Regions from separate parts of the Mus musculus genome. Here all the other regions are linked to region 2. A link is a loop called in an ENCODE intact Hi-C map of the cell type or tissue named here. Cell type or tissue: heart. All regions are shown on one strand.

What was found. Peaks named below come from ENCODE experiments on the same cell type or tissue, not always from the same donor. Only the 100,000 strongest peaks of a DNase experiment are listed, where the experiment ranks them.
Region 1: a loop joins it to region 2, with 2.3 times the contacts of the local background. A loop is called at or near these places in 14 of 42 quality-filtered maps.
Region 3: it touches region 2 in a loop (2.2-fold over the local background); 3 of 42 quality-filtered maps call a loop at or near these places.

What each region holds. Positions count from the first base shown.
Region 1 is chr2:173,733,907-173,741,906 of GRCm38, reverse strand. Vapb (vesicle-associated membrane protein, associated protein B and C) reads right to left here and starts at 4,336. Exons shown (of 6, transcript NM_019806.5): 1 at 4,157-4,336. The coding sequence starts at 4,214. In heart, a CTCF peak has its summit at 4,477 (motif pointing right); DNase peaks (open chromatin) are centred at 2,886 and 4,416; H3K4me3 peaks cover 1,859 bases; H3K27ac peaks cover 1,789 bases.
Region 2 is chr2:173,655,596-173,663,595 of GRCm38, reverse strand. It overlaps Rab22a (RAB22A, member RAS oncogene family), which reads right to left and starts at 3,751. Exons shown (of 7, transcript NM_024436.3): 1 at 3,455-3,751; 2 at 2,085-2,164. The coding sequence starts at 3,490. It also overlaps the pseudogene Ppp4r1l-ps. In heart, no CTCF peak of the experiment used is centred here; a DNase peak (open chromatin) is centred at 3,795; H3K4me3 peaks cover 2,446 bases; H3K27ac peaks cover 1,980 bases.
Region 3 is chr2:174,459,827-174,467,826 of GRCm38, reverse strand. Atp5e (ATP synthase, H+ transporting, mitochondrial F1 complex, epsilon subunit) reads left to right here and starts at 3,726. Exons shown (of 3, transcript NM_025983.3): 1 at 3,726-3,862; 2 at 5,198-5,327; 3 at 6,606-6,752. The coding sequence starts at 3,831. The coding sequence ends at 5,324. It overlaps Prelid3b (PRELI domain containing 3B), which reads left to right. Exons shown (of 6, transcript NM_025531.2): 4 at 817-887; 5 at 999-1,101; 6 at 1,891-2,736. The coding sequence ends at 2,013. In heart, a CTCF peak has its summit at 3,558; a DNase peak (open chromatin) is centred at 3,656; H3K4me3 peaks cover 1,658 bases; H3K27ac peaks cover 1,313 bases.

The sequences.
Region 1 (8,000 bases), 78 kb before region 2:
TAAGCTGCGTCTGACTTCCAAATTGTCACTGGCTTTGAACCAGCTTTTGCCAGAACAAGGCAAGGAGGCCTTGAACCCACAACAGGTTGGTGTCTCAACCCAGTAAGGTGTTTAGCTATCATTCCCGGCTATGACTTCAATAGAACTTGGTGTGGGAGTGTTGACTCCTGGACAATGACCTAAATTATACAAGGCATCACATACCACAGAGGAGATCCAACAGGAGAGAAAGGAAAGACAAACCTTTGAGAGGCTAGACGTAGACATAAGTCAGAGCTCCCAGGAGGATGTAAGAGGCAGTCAGACCCTACCCGGCCTGGATGGAGAAAACAGAAGGGAACGCTCCTACCACAAGCTTCTGAAGCCTTTAACTCTCTCAGGAAGTATGGCTCATGAAGATCAGACTCTGTGTCTTCCCATTAGCAGCCCTCCTCGGTATTCACTACAGTGCAATGTGGCATGGTCCCCAGAAATAAAAAAAGCACAGGAACCTGTAGGCTGTTTTCGTCTGTAATTGTGTGTGCATGTGCATGTACGTGTGTGCATACATGTGTGAATATGTGTGTATGTGTATTGCCTGTGTATTGCATGTGTGTACTTGTGGGTGCATAGGCAGCTGTGTGTATATACATGTGTGTGTACTTGTATGTGCACATGCAGTGTGTGTGTGTGTGTGTCTAGGGATTGAACCAAGAGCCCACTACCACTGAACTATATCACACTTCAGCTGTTTTTGTGTTTGGTTTTATTTTATTTTATGTTATCTTGAGATGTAGTCCAATCTGATCTTGAATTCACAATCTTCCTACCTTAGTTTCCAAAGTACTTAGTTTACAGGCATGTGTCACCACCACGCCCAGACTATAACATATTTAAATTTAACACATCACGCAAAATTCCCAAGATTAACGACAAATACTAAATCCCATAGCATCATCTTCAACTGTAGCAAAAGACCCATGATTCCCTGGATGACAAGTACTTTGATTAGCTTGTACGTGTAATTCATTTACAGGAACCTCAGAAATCAGAGACATTATTCTGGATAACATGAAGGAGACCAGTTAAGTCTGAAGGTCCTCACCCTGAAATGAATTCCCTTAACATAATGAGCCAACTTGCTGGGTCTCTCGTTCTATGTCTTGGCACTCAAACCAAGGAACAAGCAAACAAACCAAGAAACTCAACACCCCAGTTGGGCTTGGTGGCACCAATCCCAGCACCAGGAAGCTATGGCAGGAAAGCCACGCACCCCATACCAGCCTGGAAGGCTTAGTGAGACTTCATCCGCAAGGCAAGGGCTACACGCTAATGTATGGCTGGCACTCCCAAGACCCCCATCAAGTCTCCACACATCCCTGGACGACTCTTCCAGAGTAAGGACGTTTGGACACCAAACCTTTGGACTATCTCCTTGCCAACCAGCGATGTTGGCTGGAGAAGTGTCACCTTCTTAGCACTGCCACCAACCCAAAGGTAAGAGAGCAAATGGCAGGCAAGGTCACACATGCTAAACTGGAAGAGCTGGAACACTGGTGTCCCCTCCTTCAGAGACAGCAGTGTGTGGGGGCTTCAGGCATCAACCTGAGGAAGGTCAGTCAAGTGGGTGTGTAGATCTGACTCTCATGTACTGGCCAGTCTGGCCCTCTACTCCGCCCCACACCTTCTACCCACAGCACTCTCAAGAAGCAAGTACTCCCACTTTTGGACCTCTATGCACACTATTGTCTATGCCGGACTCTCCTATCTGCTTCCCCCTTGCTGTCACTGGAACTTTGTAACCAGATTCAGTGATACTCTGTCACGATCTGACCTCCCACACCCTGGGAAGTTGTTTCCTAACACACTCTAGTCTGGGTCACCTCATCTGCCCCCTTTTTCCCTGGATGCAAAGGAGAGGTGGGTGTCGGAGAAGAGGAGGCGAGACCAACCAACTGGATTTGAATTGTCCTGGGTTCTGACACACAGAGGCAGAGCAATGGGATAAATGTGCCATGTCACGGGTAAGAGCTTCAGGCGACCCCAGTAAAGTCACTTTGGATATGGTCTTCCTTTCCCAGTCTCCCCCTCCAGAGAAGCCACTGAGAACATCACAGAAAGTCAAAGATGTCCCTCAATAAAGTTAGATCCTGACAACCCCTTCCTAAGTTGAAATATGTTTATGTAAAAGTGCATTCGACCTACTTGACCTTTTTTTTTGTTGTTGATGTTGCTGTTTGTTTTTTGAGACAGGGGTTCTCTGTATAGCCCTGGCTATCCTGGAACTCAACTCTGTAGACCAGGCTGGCCTCGAACTCTGAAATCCACCTGCCTCTGCCTACCATGTGCTGGGATTAAAGGCATGCACCACCACCGCCCGGCTCTACTTGACCTTTCTGAACATCGCAGCTGACATGCCCCAGACTCACGTCATCCTACAGGTGCACAGTGCCCATTTGATAACAATACAATATTCAAATATGTGCTGAGACAGTAACACCAGCCCTGGGGAAGCAAAATCAGGAGGGTTGTCTCAAGACTGAGGTCAGCCTGAACTGACCTCAGCACACGAGAACCCACATATCTCTAAAAGAGAACACCAGCGTGTGACAGATCAGGAAACAAAAGCACTGTTGCGCAAGACGGGAGATCTGAGTTCCACCCCCAAGGGTGGAAGGACAGAAATGATTCCTACAAGTTGTCTTCTGGGTACCACACACTCACTGTGGCACACATACTGCCATTCGCAACACATAAACGCAAAATAAATAAAGACACCAGCCAAAGAGTTTATGCACATGAGCACCCCACCACAGAGATGGACGCCTTGCACTCGTGACAGGGTGCAAACACACAAAATACACAGAGCTACAGTTATAACCAGGCGGCGATTCACTGCTGTGCAGTCAGGCACGGGATCACGCACCACTGTAACCTGAAAAAGACTCAGCATTCGAAATTCCAAATAGTCACTACCAAACGGACACCACTTCCTTGTCGCTAACAAGTGGGATCCCGATAAGTGGGGGAACCTCTGGTGACGAGGGTCCACATTTAAGTCGATGCTTCTATTGAAATTTTTTTGTGTATGTGTCTGTGTGTTTGTTCACAAGTGTGCCAGGCTGCACCTGTTGGGGTCAGCGGACAATGTGCACAAGTCGGTTCTCTCCTTTGACCATGTGGGACTCAGGGATTGAACTAAAGTCCTCAGCCTTGACAGCAAGCTCTTTATCCGGTGAACCATCTCCACAGCCCTGTGTTAGGCTGCCTAAGGTTTTTGTTTTCAGGTTGACTGGACGGCCTCTGCTTCCTTGTAAGAGTCACACTGCACACTCTGAACCTGGAAGGCAAGGTGAACAGCCACAGATCTGAAGCATTTCCCAAGAGTCTGTGGGTACAGTGGCTAAGTATCTGAACGTCTGAAATCAGAACTCAAATGCGACAACTAGATAAGAGCTGTGATCCTACGTTACTTCCCAGCGGTGGAGAAACGGGTGACTCTCGGCCACCCAAAATCGTGTGTGCCAGCTGTGGGCTACACGTGGGCAATACACAGAGGATCATATCAGCCAACCTCAAGTACACCTTCATAGAGTCCAGTTTCTTCCTCTTCCTCCTAGTGCTTACCACTGTATTCTGCCATCTTGCTTACTGGTTGTTGAACTTTATAGGCCTCCTGTGCCCAATCTCATGACTCAAACATGCAACGAAGCAAGGAACAGGCTGGGCATGGACCCTGTTGCCTCGTGGCCCTTAAAATTAGTGAATGGAAACATTCATGTGTACATACACACACACTTGTGTGTGTGTATGTACATATATGTACGCACATGTATGTATACACACTATCTATAACATGCGTATACCATGCATATATATTTGTCTACGTGCACCTTTTTAATCACCTGGGCATGCACCTTTACACACAGATGTATACAGAAAGTGTACTACACAGAAAGTGTGCACGGGCTTCGTGGGCTGTAACCCCGGCAGCTCGCTGCCTCGGGGGAGCTGATGGAAGGGTACTCAGGCAAACCGTTTCCATGCACTGACTCCACATGCATGCATTAGACGCCTGGTGCATGCGGGCCTCAAGCGGACAGTGTCCTGCCCTCAGGGCGCGTCCCTTCCGGCACCGGCCGCTGAGTGACAGCTCCCGGGCCGGCCGGCCGCTTACCTCGGAACTTGAGCTCGTGTTGTGGCTCGAGGCTCAGGACCTGTTCCACCTTCGCCATGGTCCTCCCCGTCGGGGGCGACGGCGCGGGCGGGGGGCGGCGGCCTGGGTGGCGGGGCGCAGGGGCGGAGGGCGAGGCCGCGGTGCCGGGCGAGCTCACGGCACGCACGACGTACCCACGCACGCCCCGACGCACGCACGTACGCACGTACGTAGCAGATGCCGGGCTCCGGCAGTGGCCAGCGGCTCCAGCGACAAAAGGGAGACTGCGCATGCGCAGGGTGTTCAGGGCCACTGCGCAGGCACAGACCGGGCGGTAGAGGGCGGAGCTTCCGAGACAGGGGGCGTGGCCTCTCGAGGCTTGGGAGGAGGGGCGGTCTCCAGTGAGACTGTTCAGTAAGCGCCTGCGGGGAGAACTGTTGTTAAGTGCTTTACTTAATAATAATAATTAACAAGAATAAACTTCCACTTTCTTCCCGCACGTGTGGTGCCAGGCTCTACTGAGCCTGAATATAATAAAGTACTTATTATTCTTACAAACACAATGTTTACGGGTTAGTGATATGTGCCAGGCCTTGTGACAGTTCATAAATAACAATTATAAATATAATAAACTGGCAATTATTGTTTGCTTATTTCGTGCCACTCCGCTGAATGCTTTCAGTAACTGTCATAAATAAAAGCTATTCTGCATTCAGTGTTTACCAAACCGCAAAGCGCTGCACTGAACCATTTGCTGATAGCATTACTTGTTTATGCAAGAAATATTTAGAAATACAATAACCAGAAAACGACCTGCTTCACACCGTGCTAGGACCTCACTGAGAGAATAAATTAGTTACACACATAAATCACATGACTAAAAGTAACTGAGAGCCTAGCTCTGTCTGATACCCAAAATAAGCCCTGTATGTTCCCATTGGCACGTGACTAGTATTTCATTGTGTAACGTATACTATGTAAAATAGACCTTCATAGCCTCCTCATCAAACATTCGTGTGAAGAGTACACATGACTCTATATGGCAGGAATATCCATGTTGTTCATGTACTTCCCATGTTCTATACACCTGAAGTTATTTTCATAATAAAAGTTTCCAAGGGGTAGTCTTTGTCTTTTAGCTTGTGCATCTAATCCATTTATACTTATTGTATTTGTTGGTGTACCTGGGTTTATTTCTGCTGCTTTACGTTGGTTTTCCCATTAGATGTACTGTTTCTTTTGGCCTCTCATTTCTTGCTCTTCAGGATTGTTTTCCTCTCCATCTGTTCTTTCCTTGTGTTCTGCTACTACTGCTTCATGTGTACTGAATCTATGAAAGTCTAGCTTTTATGACATTTTGTTCTGCTTTCTTGAGATTTTAGGGCTTCAGTTCATCATAGTCACCCACTGCTCCATTATACGCCTTGTGCTTTTAAAGGAAACTCAGGTTTCCCTCAGTCTAGTTTTGTTTTGTTTTGTTTTGTTTTTGGTTTTGGTTTTTTGGTTTTTTGAGACAGGGTTTCTCTGTGTAGCCCTGACTGTCCTGGAACTCACTCTGTAGACCAGGCTGGCTTCGAACTCAGAAATCTGCCTGCCTCTGCCTCCCGAGTGCTGGGATTAAAGGCGTGCGCCCACTCTGCTCTGTGTTTTGCCACACTGTCTCTGCGTTTGTTGTACTTTGAACTCTTTGGGCTTTCTAAATTTGCTGATTGAGAATCTTTCATCAAGCTCAAAGCTTTTCAGTCAATATTTTTCTTACTTTTATTCTTTCCGTTGTTGCTTGTTTGCTTTGTTTTTGAGACAGGATCTCTTATATTCCAATCTGACCTTGAGGTCACTCTGTAGCCGAGGATAGCCTTCATTCTCCTGCCTCCACCTCTCCAATGAGGAATTTCAGGTGTTAGCTTTCATACCCAGTGCATGCAGGGCTGAAGTTGGTCCAAGGCTGCATGATAACCAAGCACTACCAGCTGAGCTGTCAACTTAGTCTCTAATTCTATTTTGTCTTTGAAGTAGGGGCTCACTATGTAGCACTGGCTAGCTGGAACTCACGATATAGAGACCAGGGTGGCCTCAAGTCACTCTGTTGTTGTTGTTGTAAATTACACCTAACAATGGCCATTTTCAAGACTGTGGCCCAGTAACACCATTTTCCTGTTGCCTGCAACCAACTCACTCACCCATCCCAAAGGTTCACCTTGCAAAGCCCAAACTCCACATCTCTTAAATGATAATTTGCATTTCTCTCCAGAGCCCATCCTTGGCGTTCATCATTCTGTTTTCTGTCTCCGGATTTGAGTGCTCTAGGCACCTGACAGAAGACGGGTCACTTAGCACTGAGATCGGACAGGGATGGGGTGGGGTGGAGGGGCAGCTAAGGGAATGTGTGAAGGAAAGGAACCCTCCCACCCACCCTGGGACATAATTTGCTGACTAAAAGTCAAAGTACCTCCAAACAACTGATGGTCAGTGAAGGCAATGGCCCCTTCCAGAGAGGACTAAAGGAGGTAATTATTCTGAACCTAACGGAAGTGACCATGGCAGGGCAATGTAGATGGAGCTCTTCCCAAATTCCATATTCCAATGAAGTAGCAACCCTATGGATTTTTAAAAATAATACTTTTCAAATACATATGTGAGGACATCAGGCAGGTGGGTTGCAGCAAACTGGGTAATTCTATACTGGCCATAGATACTGTCTGACGGCATTCTCAGCCCTTTGATTGGTAGAAGCCAGGGGTCTGTTCATATGTTCATAAGGCTTAACCAGTGGTCACAGAGATGTTAGGTCAGGTGCAGAAGAGAACAATAGATGGCTATCGGGAGGCATAAGATGGCCTTCGGTGATTGGCTCTGGATCTACAACCTTCCCACCTCTCCTCATTACTGCATGTCTGCCTAGTCAATCATTTTTGGGAGAAACAGCTTCTATGCAAGGACTCTGTTTCACAGGATGAGCCAAGCTAGCCAGAGAGCTAATGTGTGTTTCCCTGAACGCACCTCAGACAAGGATTAAAAAAAAAAAAAAAAAACCTAGCAACAGTGAGTCCTACCATAGGGGCACCCCTCTCACATCCCTTAATTGGAACAGTGCACCTCAGATGGCCCCTTAGGGCATCACTGACGCAAAGCACAATCCAAATAAGGCTTTTTACTTAGTTTCAAGCTCTATTAATCTCTAAACCTTGTAATAAATTGCTTCCTTTGAAGAATGCAACTTAAAACCACCAGATCACATACACAGCCACTGTGAAGCCACCTAAGTGTTGCCAGACATGTGGGTGGGGGTGGGGGGGCATGCCAGCCTGCATTCAAGGTCCTCTTGGTCTACAGAGCAAGTTTCAGGCCTTCTAAGAGAACTCTCTTGAGAAGCGCACACCCATGCCTCGAGTGTACACTGCCTTTTTCCTATGATTCTGTCTAAATACTTAATAAACTTATTGACTTTGCCTTTAGCTTGGCTCATCTTGAGATTCTTTTCAGTGCCATTGTCAAGCATATGGCTTTACCTGAGCAGAGGTCTCTGAGGGAGAGAAAGCTCTTCAGGCTGCTGGCAGCAGTGCTGGCCTGTGTCTCCCTGCCACCACTGCTGACAGCATGAGGTCCCTCAGGGCTCATCCATTGTGCAGCGTGTGTGACAATATCGCTTTCAAATGCCACCTCAGCCTCAGCGCCTCACTCTCAACATCTGGAGTTCCGGTTGGCATTCTTATTTATGATGTTTTTGAAACTGTAGGTTGTTTTCCCGATAGCAACTTATAAAATGAGTCCAGACGTCATTAGCAGAATCTGGAAAGCAAGGCTAGGATGTACTGAGGTGCCTTCTGTCGTTCAGGAAACTTCTATGTGGCCATGCTAAAGTTCT
Region 2 (8,000 bases):
GCACCATATGGAGGTGTGACCTTGCTGGAATAGGTGTGATCTGGTTGGAATAGGTGTGTCACTGTGGGTGTGGGCTTAAGACTCTCACCCCAGTTGCCTGGAAGTCAGTCTTCCAGTAGCAGCCTTTGTATGAAGACATAGAACTCTCAGCTCTGCCTGTGCCATGCCTGCCTGGATGCTGCCATGCTCCCACATTGATGATACTGGACTGAACCTCTGAACCTATAAGCCAGCCCCAAATAAATGTTTTGTATAAGACTTGCCTTGGTCATGGTGTCTGTTCACAGCAGTAAAACCCTAACTAAGACAGTACCCAATAAACGAATAAACATTTTGAAAAATACTCACTGGGCTTGCTGGGTTTGCAGTGGTTCCCAGGGCCAGAGAAGGTGGATTCAGTGACATGGTGGGTAGAACTGTGCTGACAATGGCTACAGAGTAACTGCTAAGAAAGTGGTGTGTTCTCTTCCAGCTTAAGCACAGGACTAGGCTGTGATGCTGCTGGATGACAGCAGGGCAGAAGGGCAGCCGAATGGTGGGAAAGAGAAAGTGATGAAAAGCTGGGAACTCAGCATTCCAGAGAGGACGGGGTCACTGGGCCGTCACTCATAAGGGAGGAAGCCTTTAGAGGCAGAAACAAGGAAGCAAAGATAGAGGAGGAGGGGACTTTGTAGTCTTTCCTATAAAATATGAGTCTGACACAGTGAGAGCCTGACTGAACCAAGGCAAGGAAGGTTCTCTTAGTTTTTCTCTCTATTCGTCTGATAGTGAAGGAGGCGGTGTCTTAGCACTTGTGGGTTCTGAGGTTCTGAAAGGCTGTGCGTGAAGTGTGTCATTCACTGACTCATCAGTGCTTCTCCGCTCTGCTCGCCACCTTGCAGTGCAGTGCAGGTGCCGACAAGCCCTGAGGAGCAGGAGGTGATACTTGGAAGCACACGGACACACCCAATTCTTCTGCAAGGGTACTGTCTTCACTGCAGACATAGTGGTGGATCTCATCTCCATGCCTCCACATGCATACGAGACCCTGAGATTTTAACACACTCTCAAGCAGCAGTCTTGTGAAGTCTCTCCCACAGTTGTAAAGTGTTTCCCTTTGTGGCACAAAGCCATATCTCATCCTGATGATGAACCACATACAACTTTTCTTTACAGATAGAAAACCCGTTGACTGTCAGGAAGTGTCTAGTCATTACCTAGTTGTACAAACTTAACATAGTAGTAGATCCTACAAAGCTCATGCTCTCAAAGAGAAAAATTAGGGCTAATCCCATGCTCTCCCTGTGACAGTTAAGTAGTTAAAAAGATTTTTGTTCAGTCTGTAAGAAGCTGGGGAGATGGCTTAGCAGGTAAACCACAGCGCTCTTCTGGAGGGTCCATCTGGTTCCTAGCACCCACAGCAGGCAGTTCATAACCACGTCCAGCGGACCCCGCGCTTCTGGCTTTCAAGGGTGGGCACTCACATTCACACTCACAGACTTCCACTCAGACACACGCGCACCTAATCAAAAATAATGAAGTCTTCGAGAACTCTCTAGTCAACTTCAACAGTCCAAAAAACCCCCAACCAACCAAACCAACCAAACAAACAAAAAACAAAAAAACACCAGATACCCAAAAAACAAAAAAGCCCCCCAAACAAAGCCTAATCAACCAAACAACCCCAAACCAGACCATTTTTAAGTTAATTCATTAATTTAAAGCTGTCACCAGTTCAAAAGGGTTTGAATTCAATTCTACTTCTTTTCAAGGACCAAAACTGGGTATGCCCCCCCAAAGACCTGCATCGGAACGTGTTTTCATCTGCTCTCTTTCAAGGTGTAACTGGGTCTGTAAACTCCTATGTCAACTGATTCTTTTTCATTGTTGAAGTTCTTATTCCCAAAGTCTGAAGATATTCTCCTAGGATACAGTAAACCTCACTGTATTCTCTCAAATCATTTTGGGAATGTCAAGACCCAGCAATTCAAAATTTCATCAAGTTCAGGACAACAGGAGTTACACCCGGTCACACGTTCCTGCTTGCGATGACTTTCCACGAACTCTGGGATAGACGTATACAGTAAATAAACTTGTTCTCTTACCCTATGGTTGGATTGATATTCGGATCAAAACTGTCTTCCACAAACCGCCACACGATGCTCGATTTACCCACACCCGTATCCTGAAAGAGAGTAAGATGGGGCACTGAGGAAAAACTAACCTATTTGTAGACACCCAAGACTACTTTGTAGCCTAAAGTGGAGGACTGCAGAAAAAGCATTTCCATCTGCAGATGGAGAGACACAACAGGCTTCTGTAATAAGTCAGTGAAGTAACTATATTACGGGGCCAGAGCGCATGCTTTTCATTCCAGTACCTGGGAGACAGAAGCAGGCAGATTTCTTAGCCTAAGAACTGAGCACAGTGCCAGTCATGGCCAACTAGTGAGAAACCATCTTGAAAGTACTGGGGAAGGATTCTGCAGTTCTTAAGTGACACTAGGACCTCCGGAAAGACCTACGACGGCCTAGTGCTACAGGACTGCGATCTTAGCAAATCTGGGAGGCAGAGGCAGGAGGGTTCCAAGTTCAAGGCCTGCTGAGGCTGAGATTTCAAGGCTATCCTGGGCAACTTCTGGAGATCCTGCTAAAAAAATAGAAGCAAGCAAACTGGGGACACACAACTCAGTGGCGGGACTTGCCTAGGATGTACAAGGTTTAGGTTTAGTCTCTAAGACTGAACTCCTGCTCCCTCCCAAAGTAAAAAGGCCTCTTCAATGCCTGTCCTGTGTGAAAGGTGACTGGACTCACTGGCCTTTTAACATATACCAGTAAAACTATGCGCTCCCAAGTTGCGGAGTAATCGGGATGAACCCTAGCCCCACCCTGCTAAGGGGCAAAAACCATGTAGTTATTGGAATTTTTTTTTTTTCAGTCATTAAAACAGAAACTCAGGAAGGAGATCATTAGAAGGCTCTGAAAAGGCCAAACTACTGTGAGAGGACCGGAAGCTGAACCTTCAAAGTCCTGGTAACTCCTCCCTGTTCTAGTGAAGAGTGAACTTTAATGGAAAGTAACTCTTGCAGAAGTGTCAAAGACGTCCCAAAAGTTCAAAACCATCCCACATTGCTGAAAGGAGGCCAAGTGTGCGCATAAAACCCAAAGCCCTGCTGGGGAGGGTTAACTTTCAGAAACTTGTCTAACTTTAAAGGTGTCCCTCGCAAAGTTGGAAGGAAACTACCTGTGGGCTACTTCACTGTGGGATGGAAAGAGGGCGTCGCTCCGGGGCGCCGGGGGCCACCCTGACACCTGGGGGCCTTGGGTGGGGCACAGCCTGCTGGTCCCGCCGCCCTAAGGGGTCTGTGGGGGGCTGCGTCCCGCGCTGAGCGTAAAGGGGTGCAAGGGGCCCTGGAGTGCCGGGGCCCGCCCGCCCGGCCTCCGCGACCCTCCGGACCCCGCCCGCTGCAACTTACCCCGAGCAGGCACACTTTAAGTTCCCTCAGCGCCATGGCCCGGGAACCAGGGGTGCGGGCCCGCCGCCGCCCTAAGTTGAGGAGGGAGAGGCCCGGCCCAGCACCAGCATCCCCCGGCGCCGCCGCCTCACCGCCAAGTCCCGGCCGAGCACTCCGGGCGGCCGTGCGTCCGCCGCCGCCCTCCGGTCCGGCCGACCCCGTCACTTGTCCGGCGGAGTCACCTCAACAGCCGGGACACCGCCTTGGCCTCCCGGGCGCTACCGCCGCCGCCATCTTGGGACGCCAGCTGGGTCACCTGACCTCCCCGCCCACTTCGGCAGCCACCTTCTCCGCGAGGGCGGGGCGGCCGGCTCGCAGCTCACAGGCGGGTGGGCGGAGCACCAATGGGCGGAGCCTCAGCGTCGCCCCACCCTCCAGCTCCGCCTCAGCCCCATCTTCTCTAAGGAGTGGGCGGGGCGGGATGGGGCGTAATCTTGAAGCTACCACGCCTCTAGCTCCACCTTCCACCCGTCCCAAGATGGCGGCGGGTGAGTGAGGCCAGGCTGGTGGGCGGAGCGCGAGGGATGGGCGTGGCCTCTGGGCTCGCCCCCGCCTCCAGCCCCGCCCTCTGGCACATCCTAAGATGGCGGGTGAGTGGGGTCTAGGCTCAGGGGTCTCCGACGGCTCCCCTTCCCCTCCCCGAGAGCCCCCCTCACCCCACCTCCGCACGAGCCCGGGACTCGCCGCCCGCGCAGCCCCGTGTAGCTCCTTGTGTGTCTTTTGATTTTTTTTCAGAGATCCCTCTGTACTTTGTGGACTTGCAGGATGACTTAGAGGACTGTAAGTAACAGTTGGGGCGCCCCGCCCCTCCTTGGGTCCCTCCCAGAGGACTGTGGGGTGCACTTAGACGGGACAGGAGCCTCAGGTCGAGCCTATCTCGAGCCCGCTTCTTCTCAGGTGCCCTTCCCTCCTGGGCTAGGACTTGGGTCTGTTGGAAACTTTGTCTTCCTGTCACTTTCTCCTCTGGCTGCGCTAGGAGCTGTGAGAGGGAAAGCCAATCCCAACCTGGGAGGAACCTCCTTGGGTTCCTAGTTAGGGCTTGGGAGTGACGCCCTACTTGTGGGCCTGGCCAGCTCCATGTCTTCATGGAGCCCACTGCTTTCCATGTTTTGAGTGGGTCTCTTCCACTTGACCCTTCTCAGCCTCCACTTCTTCTCTGGAATTATTTTAAGAGACAGTAGCTGAGAGAGATGCCACCTTCGAAGTGCAAGTTCCAATTTGTGGCTAATGGACAAACGAAGCTTTGGCTTGTCTATCCAATATAGTTTTTCAGCGCCTACCTCTACTTGCTCGGGCCATTTGTTGGGCTTATGAATTTACAAAGATGAACTAGATCTCCCTCACAAGCCAGAGGGGAGCAGGAAAAAAAAAAAAAAAAAACCCAGGGAGGCTTGCTGGTGGTTGAGGTCAAATCACCTCAGATGACACAAATCACCACAGTCAACTGGGGCTTCCTGAGTCCCAGCCCTAGGAGTTACTTCTGTCCCCTTCCCTTCCCTACCTGAAACTCCCTGACAGGAGTTGATGTTGACTGAGAATGTTTGGTAGACCATTGCAGTGTTGAGCACATTTGATCCCTGAGTGTGTGTGTGTGTGAGTGTGTGTGTGTCAACTCTATTAGTGTAGCATGACACTTGGAGAGAAAAGAAAAGTGAGTGGTGAAGAGGCCTGGCCCTTGAGTCAGCCCTCAGGTGCAGTCCTGGATCACTCCAGTTGCAGTGGGATCTGGGGCAGGTCACCATACCGCTTAGAGCCTCATTGGTCGTTTCCTCTGCAAAACCACCAGAGTAGCATCCTACCTCCTAAGTCTTATGGATTCGAGGCCGGCCTGGTCTGCAGAGTGAGTTCCAGGCTGGGCCAGGGCTGCATAATGAGGGATTTTGTAAAGATTAAACCATCAAAGAAGGTGACATGAGTCCTTGTGCATAGTAAACACTCAGTAAATGTTGGCTGCTACCCTGGGAAGTGTGTGGGATTAGCCTGTCTTCTAGAGAAGGCTGAGAATTGGAGCGGTCAGTGTCTCTCATCTGGTGTGCCATGGATGTTAAAGAAGACAACAAGTTGGTTCCTTTTGACTCTGTTCTCTGTTTTACTGTGCACACTGCCTTACAAATGCTCTTCGCCCAGTAGCTGGGGCGGGCCTGCACTTGAGGTGGTATCTTATCTATCCTCTCCTTGGGCAGTTTGTCTAAGCCTTTGGGTTCTCAACCTTCCTAGTGCTGTGACTCTTTAGTACAGTTCCCCCTGTTGTGAAGGCCTCCATCCATAAAATGAGTTTTGTTGCTACTTCATAGCTGTGTTTCTGCTACTGTTGTGAATCGTCATGTGAATATCCGGTATGGAGGTTTTCTGACAAGCGACCTTGGGAAAGGGTCGTTTGACCCACAAAGGGGTTATGACCCACTCCACTCGCTGAGAGCTGCTGAAAAGGGCTTGCTGCTTCTTGGTGTAGGTCAGGTTCCTGTGGGCATGATGCAGGTTATCCTTTTTAAAACGACAAGTCCTGAATGGCCTAGGTAAAAATTAATATTGTTAGAGTTACATTACTGATAACAGTAATGGATCCTGAGGCTTGTCTGATTTACTTCAAGATTCTTGATTAAGTTTGGCTAATCTCGAGACGAAGGCATGATGAGGGGGGTGCCTTGCTTCCAAATCATTCAGGGTCTCCAGGCCAAAGCAGCACAGAAAAGATGGCATTTTCTGGGACTGGCTTGTTGAAGTGATCTGAATTCTCTTGAGAATGTCCATAGGGGACATCTCTTTCTCTAGTTTTCAAGTGGAGTTGCGCAGTGGGGGAGCAGGGCACTTCAGAGTCTGCCTGAGGGTTTCCAATGTTGGGGTTTGCTTGTAGTGTGGAGAGGCTGACTGTTGATAAGATCTGTTCATCCAGTTAGCATTTAAATGTATTTAAATGTATACCAGGGATGAATGAATGGGAAATGAGAGGGCTCTGTGGCACATATAAAAAGACCTAAGAGACCAATCAAGAACACACAGTATGTGGTCATATTTGGATCCTCGCTTGAACAGAACCACTGTGAAAAGAAAAAGCATTGAAGTGAGATTGGGTATTAGGTAATATTAAGAATTGCTATTTATTTTTTCAGCAGTGATAATGGTATCATGTTTTTCTTCAAAGGAAGAGCCCTGACAGCAATAAGCATTCATGAGTGAAATGACTTGGTGTGTGAAATCAGCTTTCAAACTCCATAACAAATAGTAAACAAGATGTTGGGAGGAGGGATCCAGCAGTACAATGGCGGGATGCTGAGGCTTGGAGAAGCTAATAGCTGGGGGCTAGCCTTTCATTTCTCCATACTTGAAATTTCCCACAGTAAAAGGTTTTTAAAAATGAGATGAGAGTGTCACAAATGATCAGACATTTGCAGGAGGAGTTGGAAAGCTGGATTTCAATTCTGAATATGCTGTGCGTATTGTAAGCTGCATTTAGCTTCAAAAGACCCTTGTGTAAAATATATCAGTGCTCAGGAGACTGCATTTCTTTTCAGATGTTTAGTTTTCAAGAGGTAGCAGTGAAGGAAGTTGGGAGAGGGCATATTTCTATTTTTGAGGAAAGCAAGGTGCCAATAAATGAGGTCTGGATCTTTGGTGAAAATAGGATTAGCTCAGCCCGTGGAATATAGATAAGAGTCTTTGAATCTGAATGCTGGAGGGAGTGGTGGTTGTTCAATCCTGAGTGAAAGACTTCTTCCAGAGCAAAGCACACTATATCTCACCTACACACTGTGGCTGTTCTTTGCAGAGACTGCAACCATGCTGGACCCCATTGCAGGCAGCATGCTAACTTGAGCCACAGATGTAGGCGCTGAGGTTTTTCTTTGTACAATGTGAATTTGATCCAAATATTAGCACCTGTTTCTTACTAAACTCTCCCTGCCAAGTGAAATAATTGAAGAGCTAATTGAGGAGTCTAATACTTGAGCTGAACTCAGACATTTGACCAGCCTTTAAATTAGAAATTGACCAATATTTATTTACCCATGAAGGACCAAATAGTAAAAATGTTTGGCTTTTCAGATAGAAGGTATGTGACACAGATGTAGGCTCCAACGTTGTATACTAGACCAACCATAAACTACACACACACACACACACACACACACACACCATAGACCGCAAACGTGCATACATATGCACATCTACGTGGGCCTGGATGTGGGCTGGTGAAACTTTAGCAACACGAGGAAGGACTGAACTTGGCTCAGGGCAAGTGTTTTGTTGATGTCTCCATGAAATGAAACTGTCAGAGTTGGAGCTGTGCAATCGTGGCTTGTGGCTAAGCTGGACCCACCTGTTGGGGTGTCTTTCCTGCTGGATTTAGTGAGCAGAATATTGTTTGAGGACCACTGCTTGGCTGAACAACCCTTGACAAGTTACTCACACTTGACGTCTGGTCTCCTGTGGCTGCTGGGGATGAAGACATTCACTCTTTCCTCTGGGTGGATGAGTAGGGCAGCAAGTCCAGAGTGGCTCCCGTATAGCC
Region 3 (8,000 bases), 800 kb before region 2:
CACCCTAAGCAGCTTCCTTGCTGCGAGGCTCTGCCTCTTTAGGTGCCAGCACTCAGGACAGTGAGCGCAGCATCCTGCAATCCTGCATCTATTTATCTATCTATCTTCCTTCCTTCCTTTCTTTCTTTCTTTCTTTCTTTCTTTCCTCCTTCCCTCCTTTCTTTCCTCTTTTCTTCCTCCCTTCCTTTTCCATTTGGAGTAGAGGGAAAGAGTCCATGTGAAGGGGGTCAGAAGACAGCTTGCTGTGCAAGTTGGTTCTCTCCTTCTCAGATTTGTGGGGACAGGACACAGATCAGCAGGTGTCTTACTTAGGGTTTCGTTGCTGTGAAGAGACACCATGACCAAGGCAACTGTTACAAAGGCAAACATTTAATAGGGGCTGGATTACAGTTTCAGAGGTTCAGTTCATTATCATAGCAGGAAGCAGGGCAGTTTGCAGGCAGCCAGACATGGTACTGGCGAAGGAGCTGAGAGGTCTGCATCTTTATTCGAAGGCATCCAGGAGAGACTGTCCTCCAACAAGGCCACACCGCCTAATAGTGCTCCATAGGCCAACTATATTCAAATCACCACAGTAGGCTTAGAAGAAACATTTCTTTACCCACAGACCCACCTCCCTTTCCAAATAAAAGTTTGCTGAAATTTTAATATGAAAATTAAATTCTAGTTACCCAGTAATGCCAAGATGGGTTATTTTTAAGTTTTTGGTTTTTTGTTTTGTTTTGTGTGTTTAGTGAATAAGATTTAGGGTTGCGTTGGTTTTGGGAATCTTTCTAATCTTTTCCAAAATGGCTTGACTTTTTCTCCAACCTGTAGATCTCATTTACAAATATGGTCTCAGTAGATGAGAGGCTGACATACAAGCCACACCTACAGGACCCAGAGAAGTAAGTAAACCAGGCATCGACCTGACTCAGTGAGGAGGCTCTTTCGGGTCTTGGTAGATTACTCTTTGCAAACCAAGCATGAGTCATCTGAAGCTATGCTTGTTTTGCCAGAACTGTCCTGACCCAGGAAGCCCTCATCACAGTGAAAGGGGTCAGCCTCAGCAGCTACCTGGAAGGACTCATGGCAAGCACCATATCTTCCAATGCTAGCAAAGTAAGTGCACCGGTCTCCATGCCAGTCCTCACCACCCAGCTTCACTCCGCTAAAGGCTGGTGCTGAATGCAACTGTCCCCAAGCTGACGGGAAGTTTGGGGGAAAGATGCCTAGCACGTTGTTTCTTTAGCACATTTCATCAAGTCATTCCGTTGAGGTGTACAGGCAGCAAAACAAATGTGCTCTGCCCTCACAACACTCAAGGAGGCAGCGTTAATCATATTCTGTTAGGAAAGCAAAAGTAAAGGCAGGCCCGAGGGTTAATGAAGGTTTGCTAATTGATGTTTTTTGCCAAGTGTTAAGAAGGAGGGAAGGACTTGGTGCAAGCAGTATCCAGAAAGAACATTCGAGTGGGGGCTGCCCCTTCATTCCTCAAGAAACTGTAGAGCCACGGGAAGGAAGAGGGCGAGTTGGGGGGGGGGGGGGGTTAAAGACCAGATTCCAAGGTGTGTGTATGATTGATTTACAGTGTTGATATAAAAAGAAAAGGGGCGTGACCAAGCTAACCAGTCAGTCAGCAAGACACCCTGCCACTCAATTGTACGATTCTGAGAACATCTTCTGTATACAAAATAAAATTTGTTTCTGGATCAAGCCAATTGCTCAAGGCATTTGGTATTTGGTAAATAATAACTGAAAAGAGAAAGACAGCGAGGACAAGAGATCTGTCCCTGTGGTTTAGTTAGCCTGTAACACACACACACACACACACACACACACACACACACACACACCAAACGTGGTCACACCTTCACTGTTGCTAACAATAAATGCGTTGCACTTTTTAAGGGCCGAGAAGCAATGGAGTGGGTGATACATAAACTGAACGCTGAGATTGAGGAATTGGCAGCATCAGCAAGAGGAAGCATAAGGACACCAATGGCGGCAGCGGCAGCACTGGTGGACAAATGACAATGGAAATTGGTGTGCAGCATCAGGGCTCCAGGACTCTCAAGCTGGCATCATATTATTTGTTATTTAAAAGACACAATTATTTTAGGTAGATCTTTTTTTTTAATGAGGTGGGGTAAGGCTGTGACTTTTGATCTAAACAAAAGATCCAGAACCTCTAAATCAGAGGGATCATCTGAGGGGAGGATGTAAGACTGGGAGAGGCTGTGTTCATGTGAACAGTTAACGGGTTTGTTTGCTGTTGTTGTTGTTGTTGTTTAAGTACTTAGAAGAAATTGGTGTTGATCTGGAGTCTCTTAAAGCTCCAGGTACTGGAACACTACCTGGCTGCGGACCAACCAGAGCAGAGCCCAGCCGCCCTCCTGTCCACAGCTGCCCGCTGCTGTGAACCAGAACTGCCTGCATGAGGGACTCACTCTACAAAGAGAACCTGTAAAATTTAAATGACATTAATTTATATAAAATAACCTGCCCTGCTGGAAACCAGTGTTTGGATTTGGTACTTTTAAATGATATTTTTGGAGTGAAAATTAACAGTAAGGTAATATATGACTCCAGCAAAAATAGTATTTTATTGTATTAACGGGTACTATAATAATTTGCCAAATTTTGTGACTTAGTAAAGGCATTCCCTTCCTTGAATTTGTACTTTGTGATTTCGCATGCTGTACTGTGGGCTGGTTATGTTAACCGAAAAAATAAAGTCATTACCTGAGTGTCTCATCACTCTTAACAGAACACTGAGACAGAAGAGCAGCTCTTCCCATCTCTGAGCACTTCACATTGACTTATAAATGTCATGGGTTTGTAGTTGCTAAGACATGGTATGTCAGGTTATCGGAATATGAGTACTTCTTGAGGCAGTTAAGACCACAAAACAGCTTTATTACATGAAGAGCTGTCCATCATTTGAGACAACACATGTCACCTAGGACCCAGATCTTCTCACCTTAACTCAGGGCATTAGATGAGAAGAGCCTGGAGGAACACCATGGTCTGAGGGAAGTCCTAGAAGATTGCGCCCCGTGGGGACTCAGGATGGCTGCAAAACAGCCACAGAGATTGTCTAAGTGGTGTTGGCTTTGATGTGTACAGTTTTGCCTGGGTGACTGGTGACTGCCTTTTGCCTTTTATGGGGTGGGTTTTCCTGAAGAGACCAGTTAGCATGCATACAAAACCACAACTTCAAGTTCTTAGCTTCCTACTTTAAAGGATTACTCAGTTTAATAATTCTTTGGACATTTGTAAAAGATTTTTAAAAAGTAAAGGAAAAATCGTTTGACAAGTGGAATGAATGTTCCAGCTAAACAGAGCACTACTTAACATTGTTGGACAAAGTGTCAGGTACGGTTTCTAGGAGTTACACCTGTTCTGGAAGGGTCTGATGCCCTGATGATGTTTTTTTAAGTATATACATTTCCACTTTGCAATGTGGTTCCATCGTGAATTCTGCCTGAGTACAAATGGAATCCTGGGCATGGGTACATGCAGACAGGAACATTAGCTGTCACTCAGAGCGGGCTCGAGGAGGCCCCGCCCCCTGCCCGCAGCACCTGGAAGGTGACCGGCATGCAGCGGCCTCGCTTTCCCAGGTGTCTCTACGGCCACAGCTTCCGGTAGCCGCTCGGCCAATGGGCAAGGCGCGACCGGCGCTCCTATTGGCTCCTGGTTGGCAAGGGCGGGATGAGGCGCTGACTGGCAGGTCCGCGTACCCCACCCCTTCCGCTACTCAGGCCTGACCTTCCTGCTGCCGGGCCGGTTTGAGGCTACTCTGAAGCGACCCAGCGGTTCTGCCCGACGCGCCCGCTCGAGACACCATGGTGGCGTACTGGCGACAGGCTGGACTCAGGTACGCCCAGAAAGCGTTGGGAAGGCCTGGCCGGCCGTCACCAGGCCGTACGAGACGGCCAAGCCACGCGGCCACCCTCCAAGATGGCGTCGCCGTGGACAAGGCTCTTCGCGGGGTCATGGGGTCAGGGACCCTAAACAGAGGTGGCTGCTCCTCGGGAGAGGTAGCCTACAGTACCTGCATGATCGCTGTGACGGCCAAGTGCACAGCACCCTTGACCTGGCCACGCTGACACTGACCTTGCTCACCTGCGCAGAGGGAGGGGCGCACAAGTTCATTTTCAAGTGTGACCTTAGTGACCTTTTCCCAGTAGTGAAAAAAGGTGAAAGCCCTCTAACCTGTGGAGCGCCCTGCAGGGGCCCCGTGATGGGTGCGAGCTGTGGGCCTAGGAGTGGTGGTGCATGGTTTCCTTGCTCCAGGGAGTGCATCTTGTTAGTGTGCTGGGTGGAGGAACACCTTTCTGGGTATCAGGCTGAAGGCCCAGTGCCCCGACAGAGTTCAAGCAAAGTTGTGTAGAACAAAAGGACGGTAGGCTCACAGTTGATGCCTCTTATTAAACTATCTCCCATGGCGTCCATCACCTTATTTTCCTGCGCCCAGCCGCTTGAAGGACAGCTATTATTTTTACCCCGGTGCTTTGCAGGTTAAACCCTTTGCTCCTGAGCTCCCCAAACAGATTTAAAGCAGGAGAAACAGCCAGCCACTCCTCCATCTCTGGTTTCAAAAAGTGTGAAAAGTGCTATCTTCTGGGATAATAGTGTTGACAGGTGAATCCATCTACCTAACAGGAAGTTTCCTCTGAGCTCTGTTTGCTACTGGTGATGTTCTCTGAGAAGTTTGGAAACCTTGGTTAGGAAGTGTTTTCACGATAGACAAGAGCAAAAATCCAATATTTTCAGCAGTGCCTTTAATAGTTGACCATGAAAAGCACTCTTTTAATTCAAAATAGCTTTCCTAATTGTGTGTGTGTGTGTGTGTGTGTTGTAGGAATAATATAATTAAAGCAATTAAATACAGAAATGGGCTGGGGAATCTTTCCTACATTGTGGGACTTAAAAAAGCAAACAAACCAACCAACCCTTATTTTAAATTACTAAGTCCTGAAAAGATACACTGCCAAGAATTGTGACCTCCCAGCCAAGTACCAGCTGATCTGGGGGGCACAGTTCCGATTGTTTCCTTTGAATAGATCCTGTTTGATATTGCCCAGTTTTCAGTCCAATTTTACCTTAGTAATCAACCAAAATTATGGAAAGAAAACCAGGGTATCACACCTCATGACACCGCCATTCCAGCTGTTGGTAACCAGCCTCGTATCCTCTCTCACTTTGCCAGCTACATCCGGTTTTCCCAGATCTGTGCAAAAGCAGTGAGGGATGCCCTGAAGACCGAGTTCAAAGCGAACGCTGAGAAGACTTCGGGCAGCAGCATAAAAATTGTGAAAGTCTCGAAGAAGGAGTAGCTGGTGAGTGAGTCACTGGTTTCCTCACAAGTTGCCTCTTAAAGTTTTTAAAGTGCCATAAAGCCAAACCCAAAAACTTTAGTTTGAGCGTCTGCCTCTCGGTGGGCGGTGGGCTTGGATGATGCCGGATACTGGGGTGATCATTCCAAGTGTGCAGGTTGTAGAGGTCGCCTGGCATGAGGGAGGGGAGCCCTGTACAGCCCCGGCAAACAGTAATTGGCAAATTGATTTTTCAGTGCAGTTAGCAACCCTGAGATAGAAAGCCATCTTATTTTAATTAAACCTGGTTCATTTATCTGCACAAAATCAAGTAATTGGGAGGATGCCCCCCCCCCCTTATAATTGCTATTGGAGTTATGTAACGGTCTGGAACATGAGGCATGGACGGCAGTACTTCGAATGGTCCTCCCCATAGCTGCTGGTGTCTCACGCATCCCTTCTCCCAGCATCCGGGCAGGAAGGCTCATAACCCCAGGCAAGTCCTGCTCTGCTGAGCTCCCTGTGTGCTCAGGGAGGCTGGCTCAGTTTCCCTGTGCGGAGGTGTTGGGGTGTAAGAAGTTGCCAGGACAAGGTGGTCCAGTGAATTCAGATGCACTTCTCCAGACTGATTCTATCTCCCCACTACTGTGTTTGCATGGTTACTTCAAAAATAAGCCCCTCAAGTTATCAGAGAGACGTTCCTCGGCTTTCATTTTCTGTGCTTTTGAAAAGTGTCAGCTCTGCAGTAGCACAGTCCGTGACACCTGTGCTCCAAGCCTGACTGAAACTCTCCTCTAAGCACTTTTTAGCTTCATCTCGAATGAACAGACATCATACTCTGAACCAGGAGATGCAGGGTTTTAAATGGAGGCCCTTTCCTGGGGTCTGTCTAATCTCAGAATCTAGACCAGTAAAACCTGATTCTTGTTAGGCAGTTCACTCTCCACAACGAGCAGAGTGAGGCCATCTCCTCACCTGCCTGCACTCACACCACACTAGTATTGGCTTATTTGTCAGAGCCTTGGGGTTGGCCAGGCATCTCTTCAACAGGGAGAACCCCAGCCTGTTGGGAAGAGGGAAGAGGGTCATGGTATCTTGAGGACAAAGCTTTTTCTGTCACAGTAAGAAGTGATTGACTCGAGGATGTGCCTATTGCAGGCTGTGTGCCCACGGGTGGCCCAGGTGCAGGTCTCCCCTCTGGGTTGCTGCTGCAGGCAGATGCAAGTGCCCTCTCTTGTTCATGGTGGGTATGAAGAAGATGTGACAAGCTAGCAACTGATGTGTTTTCTTTTCTCTTTCTAGAATCTGAAGCCTGAAGTGCTGAGTCTTGAAGGTGAAGCATGTGGGCCCCTGTTCTGGCAGATGGAAATCAACCTCACCTCCTGGGGGACAGGCTGCCCATCTCGTTGATAAATTGACTATGCCAATAAATTAACATGGTTCACTTTCTGCTGGGTTTTGTTTCTGTTCTACTCTTTTCTTTTTATCTTTTTCTTTTTTTTTTTTTTTTTTTTTGAAATAGGAATTTTCCACATAGTAATGTCAGTATGACCATAGGAACCAAGAGTTTTTAAAAGGACGGAAGGACTTACTATCTCCTGACCACGGACTACAGGGCCCACTCCTTACATGTATCAAGGTCCGTTTGTCACGGCAATATTTGGTGAGAGTTTGGCACTGTCGTGGAGGTTGTGTTGTGTCAGGAGCCATCACAGGAGAAGCTAATAACTAGCAGGTGATCTTCATGAGATGAATCCTGCTCCGGAAGGCAGGCCCAGGAGAAGTCCGTTTTTGGAGAGCTTCCTGCTGGTTACTAGCTTCTCCTCGGATGCCTTACGGCTCCTGACAGTGGTGTTCCTCGTCTCTGGATGGCATTCACGCTAAAGCAGTGGTTCCATGTGGTTCCGATTAGCCGGTAAACCAAATGAAACCGAGCACACATTAGAGGGACGGATTGTATAACTCACCTTGCTTCACGCAGCCTGCAGAGAAGAGCCATTAACATCAGTTTATCTAGACAAAATGCGCCTTTATTAATCTGTATTTTCTGGGCGCATTTCTTACTGGGAATGAGGCAGAGCCGGTCAATACCTTGCTTCCTGTGTCGATGGCTGAACTGCAATTAAAACCTGTGACTCTTAATGACCAGTCTAGCCACAGTGATTAGGACAGTCTGATGATATTTGGGTGGCCATTCATTCATTAAATGTTTAGAAATGAAGTGTTTTGTTCTTGCCTTTCTTTGAAACATGGCCACTCTTGGCTGAGCGGAGCCGCTGAGAAGTTTAGAGCAGAAAAATGACTAGAACCTGCTCAGCCCGCAGCTTCAGCTGAGACTGAAGACTGAGTCGGGAGAAAGCCGCTTTGTTTTCAGCCCCTAGGGCTGGCTTCCGGTCCTCAGTACACTTCACATCTGGGTCTTACTGGATTCTCAACTCAAGGCTGACCAGCAGATTGAAAGATTAGGAGCCCTGGTGTCTGCCCAGGGGCTGAAGTCCTCTGATGAACTTGTAGCACTCAGCAATATACCACCTTCCCTAGGTTAAGGTTCCAAGAAGTATCTCCCGTGACCAGGGATGAGGGCAGTGGTCTCATAAGCCTTCTTAACTAGCCAGGTTAACTAATACGCAAAGGGCTAAGTGACTCCCAGCTTAGGGAGTCGTTCCATTAGGGGAGTCAGAGGAATGGCTAAAGGTG